Linked DNA regions of Homo sapiens: region 1 is linked to region 2. The links are chromatin contacts, found by POLR2A ChIA-PET in ENCODE. All regions are on one chromosome and are shown on one strand. The core of a region is the stretch at or near the end of the contact, and the rest is flanking DNA. Distances in the headings are between cores, read along the strand shown.

Region 1 (4,872 bases), core at 1,683-4,182, about 29 Mb after region 2:
CAAGGATGACTTCCAGGTGTCTAGACTGAGCTATAAAGTGGATCATAGTGCCATTTGCTAAAAGAGAGATCAACCACTGGAGGAGGCTGCTACTATAATGAGTTCATTATTGGAGACATTGGGCTGAGGGTGTTTATGTCAAATGGTCAGTCATGTAAGCTATTAGGCTATTGGACATTTGAATGGCCTGGGGTAGAGATAAAGATGTGAAAGTTTTTGGAACCGAAATAGTGACAGAACCTGTGTGATTTTTGAGAGAAAGAGAAAGAGAGAAAGAGAGAGAGAGGAGAAGGGAAAAGGTCCTAAGACAGAATCCTAGGATCTCCAGCCCAGAGCCAGTGGAGAAGGAGACTCTGGCAAGGGAGAAGAAACAATAGCCAGAAAGAAAGAGGGAAAGTCAGAGTGTTTCCAGAAGGAGGGGATGGTCAGCACTAACAAACATAGTTGAGGGGTCAAGCAAAAAAAATAGCTGAAAAGAATCTATTGGAATTAGTTACATGAACGTCACCAGTGACACTGATAATAAAGCAGTTTTTGGACAGATGGAGGTGGAGAGGTTGGTTCAGAACCCAGACTGGACTGAATAAGAAGTGAATAATTAAGAAATGATGACAAAATGTAGAGGATCAGATCAAGAGATTTGGCCTTGAAGCGGATATGGGGCAGGAGTTGAGGCATAAGTGGGATGAAAGGGAGGTTTTTGTTTTCCTTTTGAAGATGGGAATAACTACCTTTTCATCTTATTTCCCCCCCCCCACCGCCTGCCCCCCACCACCCATGCTCCAGCTCCATAGGTCTTTCCTTTCTTTGGTTCTGCCTCATTCACTGTTCCCAGTCCACGCTTTTTCCTAAATCTTTGAATGGCTCACTTCTTTTCATTATTCATGGCTCTGCTCAAATGTCACTTCATCCAAAAATTCTTCTCTGAGCTTATTCTTCTCCTCATTGCCATTTACTGTTTTATCTTCTTCATGGCTCTGATTATCTGAAATGATTTTGTTCATTTGTTTATGGATTGATTACATGTATCTTCCTTTTGTTTGTTGTTTGTTTTTGAGACAGAGTCTCGCTCTGTTACCCACGATGGAGTGTAGTGGCATGGTCTCGGCTCACTGCAACCTCCACCTCTTGGGTGCAAGTGGTTCTCCTGCCTCAGCCTCCCAAGTAGCTGGGACTACACGCATGTGCCACCACACCTGGCTAATTTTTGTATTTTTAGTACAAAAATTTTTACTAAAGAAATGTATTTCTAGTAGAGACGGGGTTTCACTATGTTGGCCAGGCTGGTCTTGAACTCCTGACCTTGTGATCCACCTGCCTCGGCCTCCCAAATTGCTGGGATTTCAGGCGTGAGCCACTGCACCCAGCCTGTTTTGGTTTTTTGAGACAGGGTCTCCCTCTGTTGCCCAGGCTGGAGTGCAGTGGCATGATCTCGGCTCACTGCAGCCTCCACCTTTCCGGTTCAAGCGATTCTTGTGCCTCAGCCTCCCAAGTAGCTCACACCCAGCTAAGTTTTGTATTTTTAGTAGAGACAGGGTTTCACCATGTTGGCCAGGCTGGTCTCAAACTCCTGACCTCAGGTGATCTGTCCTTCTTGCCTCCCAAAGTGCTGGGATTACAGGCGTGAGCCACTGCCCCGGCTTGGTTTGTTTTTTGAGACATGGTCTCACTCTGTCGCACAGGACGGAGTGCAGTAGTGTGATCTTGGCTCCCGTGCTCAAGTGATCCTCCCACCTCAGCCTCCCAAAGTGCTGAAATTACAGGCGTGAGCCACGGTACCCGGCCTATATCTCCTAATTAAAAGTAAAGCCTGGGTGAAGTTTATGGCCTGCTAAATACGTACATGTATTATATGCGTTATTATATCCCATGTGTTATATTATATATTATTGTATATGTGTATTATATACTATGTACTATTCTTACAACTGTATGTGAATCTATAATTATCTCAAAGTTTTGTTTTTGTTTTTTAAAGTAAGTTCTGTGAGAACTGGGATTTTGTTTGCTTGTTGACGATTGTGTCTTCATCACTAGAACCGAGTCTGGCGTGCAGTGGGCACTAAATAAGTCTTCGTAAAAAGTGTAAATTAACGCCCGGCTAATTTTTGTATTATTAGCAGCGACGGGGTTTCACCATGTTGGCCAGGCTGGTCTCGAACTCCTGCCCTCAAGCAGGAGTTTCAAGCCCGCCTCGGCCTCCCAAAGTGTTGGAATTACAGGCGTGGGCCACCGCGCCTGGCTGATCATGTTTAAAGGGCGGGGTGGGGAGCGTACAAACAACAGAGGAAATCCTGAGCCGCAGAGGAAACTGGAGATGGCAGGGTTTAGCACTAGAATCTCTGTAGGAGAGGTAAGATTGGAATCCTAATCTCCAGGACTCTTTCCACTACCCAGGCTATCTCTCCATTAATGGACTATTGATTGGATGACAGAGTAGCGATAGCACCGTCTTAGGAGACGCCCAATCATAGGTCATAGGTCATTTTTGCAGCTTATTGTGATGACAACAGTGGAGGATGGTCTTCCACTTCACCTTAAAAGCGGCTGTTCTCTGATTATCATTAAGCATGGCCACGCCCGCACTTAACTTCTGACAGTGGGGAAAGCAGCTGTGTGTGATAGCTTGGAAGGTTTACTGCTGCCTCAAGTCCTCTTCTCTGCAGTTGAGGTTTCAGGTTTCAATCCTCCCAATACCACAAGACAGAGCACGGGGCGGCTGCCGCCTCCGCCTCCGCGCCTTAACCTAGGCGGCTTGCCGAAGATCTCAGCCCCGCGGCCGCGCGCTCGCCCTGCCCTAGACCAGGGTTGGGCGCAGCGGCGGAGGTGGCTTCTGGGCTGCGCGAGCTGGGAGAGCTGGGAGGCGGCGATCGCAGCTGGGCCGGGACTTCCTTCCTCCACCGCACGGCAACAAAACAACCCTGCGGCAGGCACTGAGTGCTTCGCAGCTGTCTGGGCGAGAGGCACAGCGATGGGCTCCGTGCTGAGCACCGACAGCGGCAAATCGGCGCCCGCCTCTGCCACCGCGCGGGCCCTGGAGCGCAGGAGGGACCCGGAGTTGCCCGTCACGTCCTTCGACTGCGCCGTGTGCCTTGAGGTGTTACACCAGCCTGTCCGGACCCGCTGTGGCCACGTGTAAGTTCCAGGGGAGCTCGGTTTGCGCCCACCCCTAAGGAGGGCGATGTGGGGAAGCTGAGGGCATGGTGTGGGGAAGGAGGGGGACGGAAGACAGCCTCTTAGGAAATTGCTGCAGGGAGAAACCTGGACCCGTCGGATGCAGGACCACGGGGAAAACGCGGGTCGGAAGGTGACACAGGATTTCGGGAGGAGAAAAAATAAACAAGCGGGTCCTGTAGCCCCCTTGCGCTTTCAGCTCCCGAAGCCCAGGTGCGGAACTCCAGAGAAGGGGATCCAGGCACGGGTCCCGCCCAGAGCCAGGGCTCGCCAACTGGGGAGGGTGCTCTTGGCTGGAGAACCAGCGCTCGCCCAGGCACGGAAAGGAAACGAGCTCCAGCTACAAGGCAGGGGCTCCCGCAAAGCGCAGTTACCCCGCTGAACACGGTAGAACGGGCTGCGCTTCCCTCTGCCCCAGAAACCCGGGTCCGTTTTGTTTTGCTGGAGCTGTGCACGTGTTCCCAGAATGCCCACAGAGGCTCGTCTTAAGCAAACAAGGATCTGTGCAAAGTGTCTTTCCACCCCCACCCCTGCTACCCTTTCCCAACACAGACACCCAGCCCCTCAAAGGGCAAGTCAAACTGGAGCTTCCGAGTGACTTTCCACAGTTGTTAGAGTTTAACAACCTGCTAGGGTGGGGCTTGGACGTTAGCCGCCAAGCCCCTGAATGTACTCCTTCAAAACCCAGCCACAACGTAACAGGAGGTGGCAGGCTACCTGCTTTACGCACGGTCTCTCCAAACCGGCGGAAATTACAGAGTAAAATAACTTTCTCAAAACCGCATAGTACTTAGCTAAAACTCACAGTTGGTGCAAAGCCGTGGTCGTTTCTAAGAAGAATTTAAAAACAAAGTCCCTATATAAAATTGGCACATCCTTAATGTGTGTTTGAATAACTGGTGGAGTTGGAGCTGTGAATTTGTGCTCTCTGTTTACTGTGTGTGTGTGTGTGTGTGTGTGTGTGTGTTTGAGAGAGAGAGAGAGAGACGTAGTCTGGCTCTGTCGCCCAGGCTGGAGTGCGGTGGTGCTATCTCGGCTCACTGCAACCTCCGCCCACTGCAACCTCCGCCTCCCAGGCTCAAGTGAGTCTCCTGCCTCAGCCTCCCGAGTTGCTGGGATTACAGGCGCCCACCCCCACACCCGGCTAGTTTTTGAATTTTGAGTAGAGATGGGGTTTCACCATGTTGGCCAGGCTGGTCTTGAACTCCTGACCTCAATTGATCCACCCACCTCGGCCTCCCAAAGTGCTGGGATTAAAGGTGTGAGCCACTGCACCCAGCCTTCTCTCTTTGCTTTGATTTTTTTTCGTGGATACGTGTGTGTGTGTTGTGTCTGCACAGATCAGGAGCGGAAGCCTACTTAATGTCCTTTGAAGGGTGACTATAGTATGATGAAGCCATGTGTGATACCACAGTGGCTTGTACCAGCATTTGGCTTAGCAGGAAGAAAGAAATACCGTTATTATGAATGCAAGTGCACAACATGTTTTTGAGGACCACTTTTGAAAGGATTTAGGTAGTCCTTAAAAACATGTTGTGCACTTGCAGTCAAAAGTTTTGACGCCCGGCGTGGTGGCTCACACCTGTAATCCTAGCACTTTGGGAAGCCGAGGTGGATGGATCACCTGAGGTCAGGAGTTCGAGACCAGCCTGGCCGACATGGTGAAACCTCGTCTCTACTAAAAATACAAAAATTAGC
Region 2 (4,528 bases), core at 744-3,243:
GCCAGTCTGTTTGCTAGAAGACATGGTTCCACCCTAGGGAACTCGAAGAGGATACAAACTAGACCAGTGTCCCAGCAGAGGGATGGAATGGTGGGGAAAATTACTCCCTTTTTATCTTTCAGCCTTAGAAGTAGGAAGAGGTTCTACTCTCTACAAATTAGAGACTAAGTTAGTTGCCCAGGCACTTAAGAGAAGTATATTGTTCACAAAGATAAACAATGCAAAATTCCATCAAAATGCTGGGAGACCAATGAAATGGTTGTAAAACGGATTCCCTAGGTATCTGACAGCTTTGGAGTAGGGAAGATGAGAGTAGGTCTATTGGAGAGAGTTGGTTTTCTAGGCACCAGGAGGGTCAAGGGCCAAGTTATTTGGATCCTTGAAAATGAATTTTAGATCTACTCTCACACCCGCATCTTCATGCCTCACATCCTGGAAGAGAGATATGGAGAAGTCAAACAGTTGGTTACTCAAAATTGTCCATTTTCAGGAGAGGGAGGAAAGATGTGGAACTGAGTCAGGCTAGAAACAGAACTGGCTGTAGAGGCCTGGAAAGGGCTGGGAAAGGCTGGCACTTCCACCAAAATCCCCTGATGGAGGGTGACGAGTAGGACAGACAAAAAAGTCGCCCGGCAGTGGATGCTCTCAATCTGTGCATGGAAAGGAAGGAGTCACTGGGTAACCGGGAGCCAAGAACAGCATTATCCTGATGTCTTTCCTTAAGGCAACCTCTATCCTGGGGCAAAGAGAAGGAACTTGGGGAGTTCCATCAAGTAGGTATAGTAAGCAAGGGTGTGGTGTGGTGGGGCAGGGGATGCTATACTATAGTTTAGCATTAATTATGTTTGGTTAGAAACATTGTTCTGTTGGCCTTTCTGTGTCCTGTTGAAAACATTGTTTATCACAGCCTAACTGCTGGCAGAGTTTCTCAAGCCCTGATTAGAATGCGGCTTCTAGGGGAAGGGAGGGTTAGGAGACTTCAATTCTATGGGACAATCACTCTGAGAATTGAAAATGCCACCCAGAGATAATAAAAGCCAGTTAAAGCTCACCAACCAAAGAAAAGACCACAGGTCTTACCTACAGAAAATAGTTGCATGACTGTACTTGCTGTAGTGAGGAGGAACTGGTCATGGGATATCTCAGAAACATGGAGCAAGGAGGGGCTTTTTTTTTTTTTTTCCCGAGACGGAGTCCCTCTGTTGCCCAGTCTGGAGTGCAGTGGCGTGATCTCAGTTCACTGCAACCTCCGCCTCCCAGGTTCAAACAATTCTCCTGCCTCAGCCTCCCGAGTAGCTGGGATTACAGGTGCATGCCACCACGCCCAGCTAATTTTTGTATTTTTCGTAGTGACAGGATTTCACCATGTGGTCAGGCTGGTCTCAAACTCCTGACCTCAAGTGATCTGCCCGCCTTGGCCTCCCAAAGTGCTGAGATAACAGGCGTGAGCCACCGTGCCCAGCCAGGGAGGGGCTTTTTATAGGGTTTGGCCTTTGTTCGGTGATTCTAAGAAGGAATGGTTAGTCTTTTTTTTTCCAACTACGGTACAGCATTAATTATGTTTGGTTAGAAACATTGTTCTGTTGGCCTTTCTGTGTCCTGTCGAAAACATTGTTTATCACAGTCTGACTGCTGGCAGAGTTTCTCAAGCTCTGATTAGAATTAAGGGTCCTGTTTGGGGAAAGTAACTGCATAGAAGGCCATAGAAAAGGCTCAGTAGGACTGTAGTTCCAGAGGAGCACTCTGTGAAAATTTCAACCACAGCAGAGGAAAATGGGGACTTCGACTTGTATGGAGATAGGAGGCTGCTCGGCCGCTGTGAAAAATCTAAGGGGAGCCCTGCATCAGATATCCAGAAGCTGTTTCCTGCATTTCCAAGGATGCTGTGCCCTGTAAGAAGATTTAGAGATGTGTGAGAGACGTAGGGACGTGAGGAGAGAACAGCAAAATTATATAAAGTGTAAGATATTGTGTACTTCCCCTTCCTGTTGTGGTTGGCTTTGAGCTAGAACACCTTGAGGATTTGGCTTTGAGTTACAAGCAGTTAGTTTCTCTTAGGCTAGCAAAGCTGGAGACAATACACAAGTGTATACTTCCTTTTCTTCTGAAAAAGCAACAAGGTTGGATAGATTTAGTTTTGCACATGTGAGGCAAAAACATTCTCTAAAATGAAAAGGGTTGACATAACAGGGAATCTAAAATGTTCAGTGTTTGTGTGTGTGTGTGTGTGTGTGTGTGTGTGTGTGTGTTTACTTCTTTATTCTTTTTTGAGAAGCTTTCTTTTTTTTTTTTTTTTTTTTTTAGGTTTACATCACCGGAACAGGAGGAGGGACACACCCAACAGCTGTAGAAGCAGGAAATATCTAATACAAAACTAAAGTACAAAAACATGAAAACAGAGTCTTTGCGCATATTTTGTTCCTGCTGACTGCCTTGAAAAAGTCTACATTTCCTATACATATGATTGGGAATGGGGAGGGCTTGGTTCTCCTTGTGCAACATATTCAGCATGATTTAGGCAGTTTTATCTCTGCAAATTTATTGTTTCCTTTGGAGAAGTATTCATTTTCTAAATCACATCTCAGAAGTATCAAGAGTTATGTACCACAGGACAGCAGGGGGCAATTATAGAAGTCAGATTCACGTCAAGCCAGAGTACATTCTGTGAGGAGGAACTGACCCAGGCTTGGCAAGTGTCAGCTTGAATTAACCTTTTTTTTTTTTTTTTTTTTTGCCAGGAGTCTCCCTCTGTCGCCCAGGCTGGAGTGCAATGGCACAATCTCAGCTCACTGCAACCTCCACTTCCCCAGTTCAAGTGATTCTCCTGCCTCAGCCTCCCGAGTAGCTGGCATTACGGGTGCGTGCCACCACGCCCACCTAATTTTTGTATTTTTAGTTGAGACAGGGTTTCGCCATGTTGGCCAGACTGGTCTCAAACTCCTGACCTCAAGTGATCTGCCCGCCTCAGCCTCCCGAAGTGCTGAGATTACAGGCGTGAGCCATCGTGCCCGGACTTAAATTAACTATTAATAGGGATATTTAGAACTGAAAAATACACATTTTGAGGAATGTGACAAAAAGTGTCCTTATTTTTCATAATTGATATGGTTATGGATGGCTAATGACCTGTGTGCTATAGGATCTGTGTATCTTGTGTGGGGATGCTGCATTCTAACTCTAGAACCGGCCAATTGCCTTGTAAGGGGAGGATGAGTAATATAGTTTTAGAGAAGAGATTATTTCTCTCTAAAGAAAGTGAAACTTAGATAAGAAACAGAAATTTAGCCCGGGCGTGGTGGCTCACACCTGTAATCCCAGCACTTTGGGAGGCCGAGGCAGGTGGATCACGAGGTCAGGAGATAAAGACCATCCTGGCTAACACGGTGAAACCCCGTCTCTACTAAAAATACAAAAATTAGCCGGGCGTGGTGGCGGGCGCCTGTAGTCCCAGCTACTCCGGAGGCTGAGGCAGGAGAATGGCGTGAACCCGGGAGGCGGAGCTTGCAGTGAGCCGAGATGGAGCCACTGCACTCCAGCCTGGGCGACAGAGCGAGACTCCGTCTAAAAAAAAAAAAACAGAGAGCGAGAGACTATGTTTTTAGAACAGTTTTAGGTTCACAGCAAAATGGAAAGAAAGGTACCTCCTGCCCCCACACATGCCAGCTCCCTGGTTTTCAACATTGCCCACCAGAGAGCAGCATGTGTTACAATGAGGGAATCTATGCAGATACATCATAACCACGGAATGTCCGTAGTTTACATAAGGGTTCACTCTTCATGTTGCACATTCTTTGGGTTTGGACAAATGTATAAGTGACATGTATTCACCACTATGGTATCAGACAGAATAATTTAACTGCCCTAAAAATCCTCTGTGTTTTGCCTGCCCATCCCTCCTCTTCGCAGCCCTTGGGCAACCACTGATCATTTTCCTGTCTCCATAGTTTTGCCTTTTCCAGAAATGTCATATACTTGACATCATTCAGTATGTAGCCTTTTCAGATTGGCTTCAATATATTCTTTTCTATATCCATCACCTTTTTTGTCCCATTTGGTTCAGTGTTTCTCAAAATGTGGTGTTTGAACTATCTCTGTCAGAACCACATGAAAGTTGTTAAAAATATACATTCTCAGTCTCATATTTGACTGATTCAAAATATTAATATCTGGGTGTGGAACCTAGGAATTTGTATTTTAAACACACAGTACAGGTTATTCTTACACATACTATAGTCTGAACACCAGCAAAGTCTCTACTATGCTGCCAGGAATTAAGGTGGGGACGTATGTTCATAAAAGGTGATAGTGGCCGGGCGTGGTGGCTCAGTCCTGTAATCCCAGCACTTTGGGAAGCCGAGGCAAATGCATCGGCCTCCTGACCTGAGGTCAGGAGTTCGAGATTAGCCTGGGCAACATGGCAAAATCCTGTCTCTACAAAAAATACAAAAATTAGCCAGGCATAGTGGTGGGCACCTGTAGTTCCGGCTACTAGGGAGGCTGAGGTGAGAGAATCTCCTGAGCTCAGGGA

Evidence for each region. ChIA-PET counts read pairs that join two places held with the same protein, here RNA polymerase II (POLR2A).
Region 1: POLR2A ChIA-PET joins it to region 2 with 18 read pairs in T-cell. The contact joins the promoter of RNF125 here to the enhancer-like site in region 2. POLR2A ChIA-PET finds 5 or more read pairs at or near these places in 3 of 52 experiments (T-cell, activated B cell and naive thymus-derived CD8-positive, alpha-beta T cell).

Annotation. Positions count from the first base shown.
Region 1 is chr18:32,015,893-32,020,764 of GRCh38, forward strand. It overlaps RNF125 (ring finger protein 125), which reads left to right and starts at 2,933. Exons shown (of 6, transcript NM_017831.4): 1 at 2,933-3,135. The coding sequence starts at 2,972. RefSeq lists enhancers at 2,255-3,127, 2,534-2,828, 3,128-4,000, 3,645-3,694 and a silencer at 2,534-2,828.
Region 2 is chr18:2,634,823-2,639,350 of GRCh38, forward strand. No RefSeq gene overlaps it. Among named protein-coding and RNA genes, the nearest start is that of SMCHD1, 19 kb to the right of the region's middle. RefSeq lists enhancers at 1,694-1,873, 2,464-2,513. Within about 2 kb of position 1,994, at least 15 of the 41 ENCODE cell types and tissues checked have a DNase peak (open chromatin) inside an H3K27ac peak, as active enhancers do.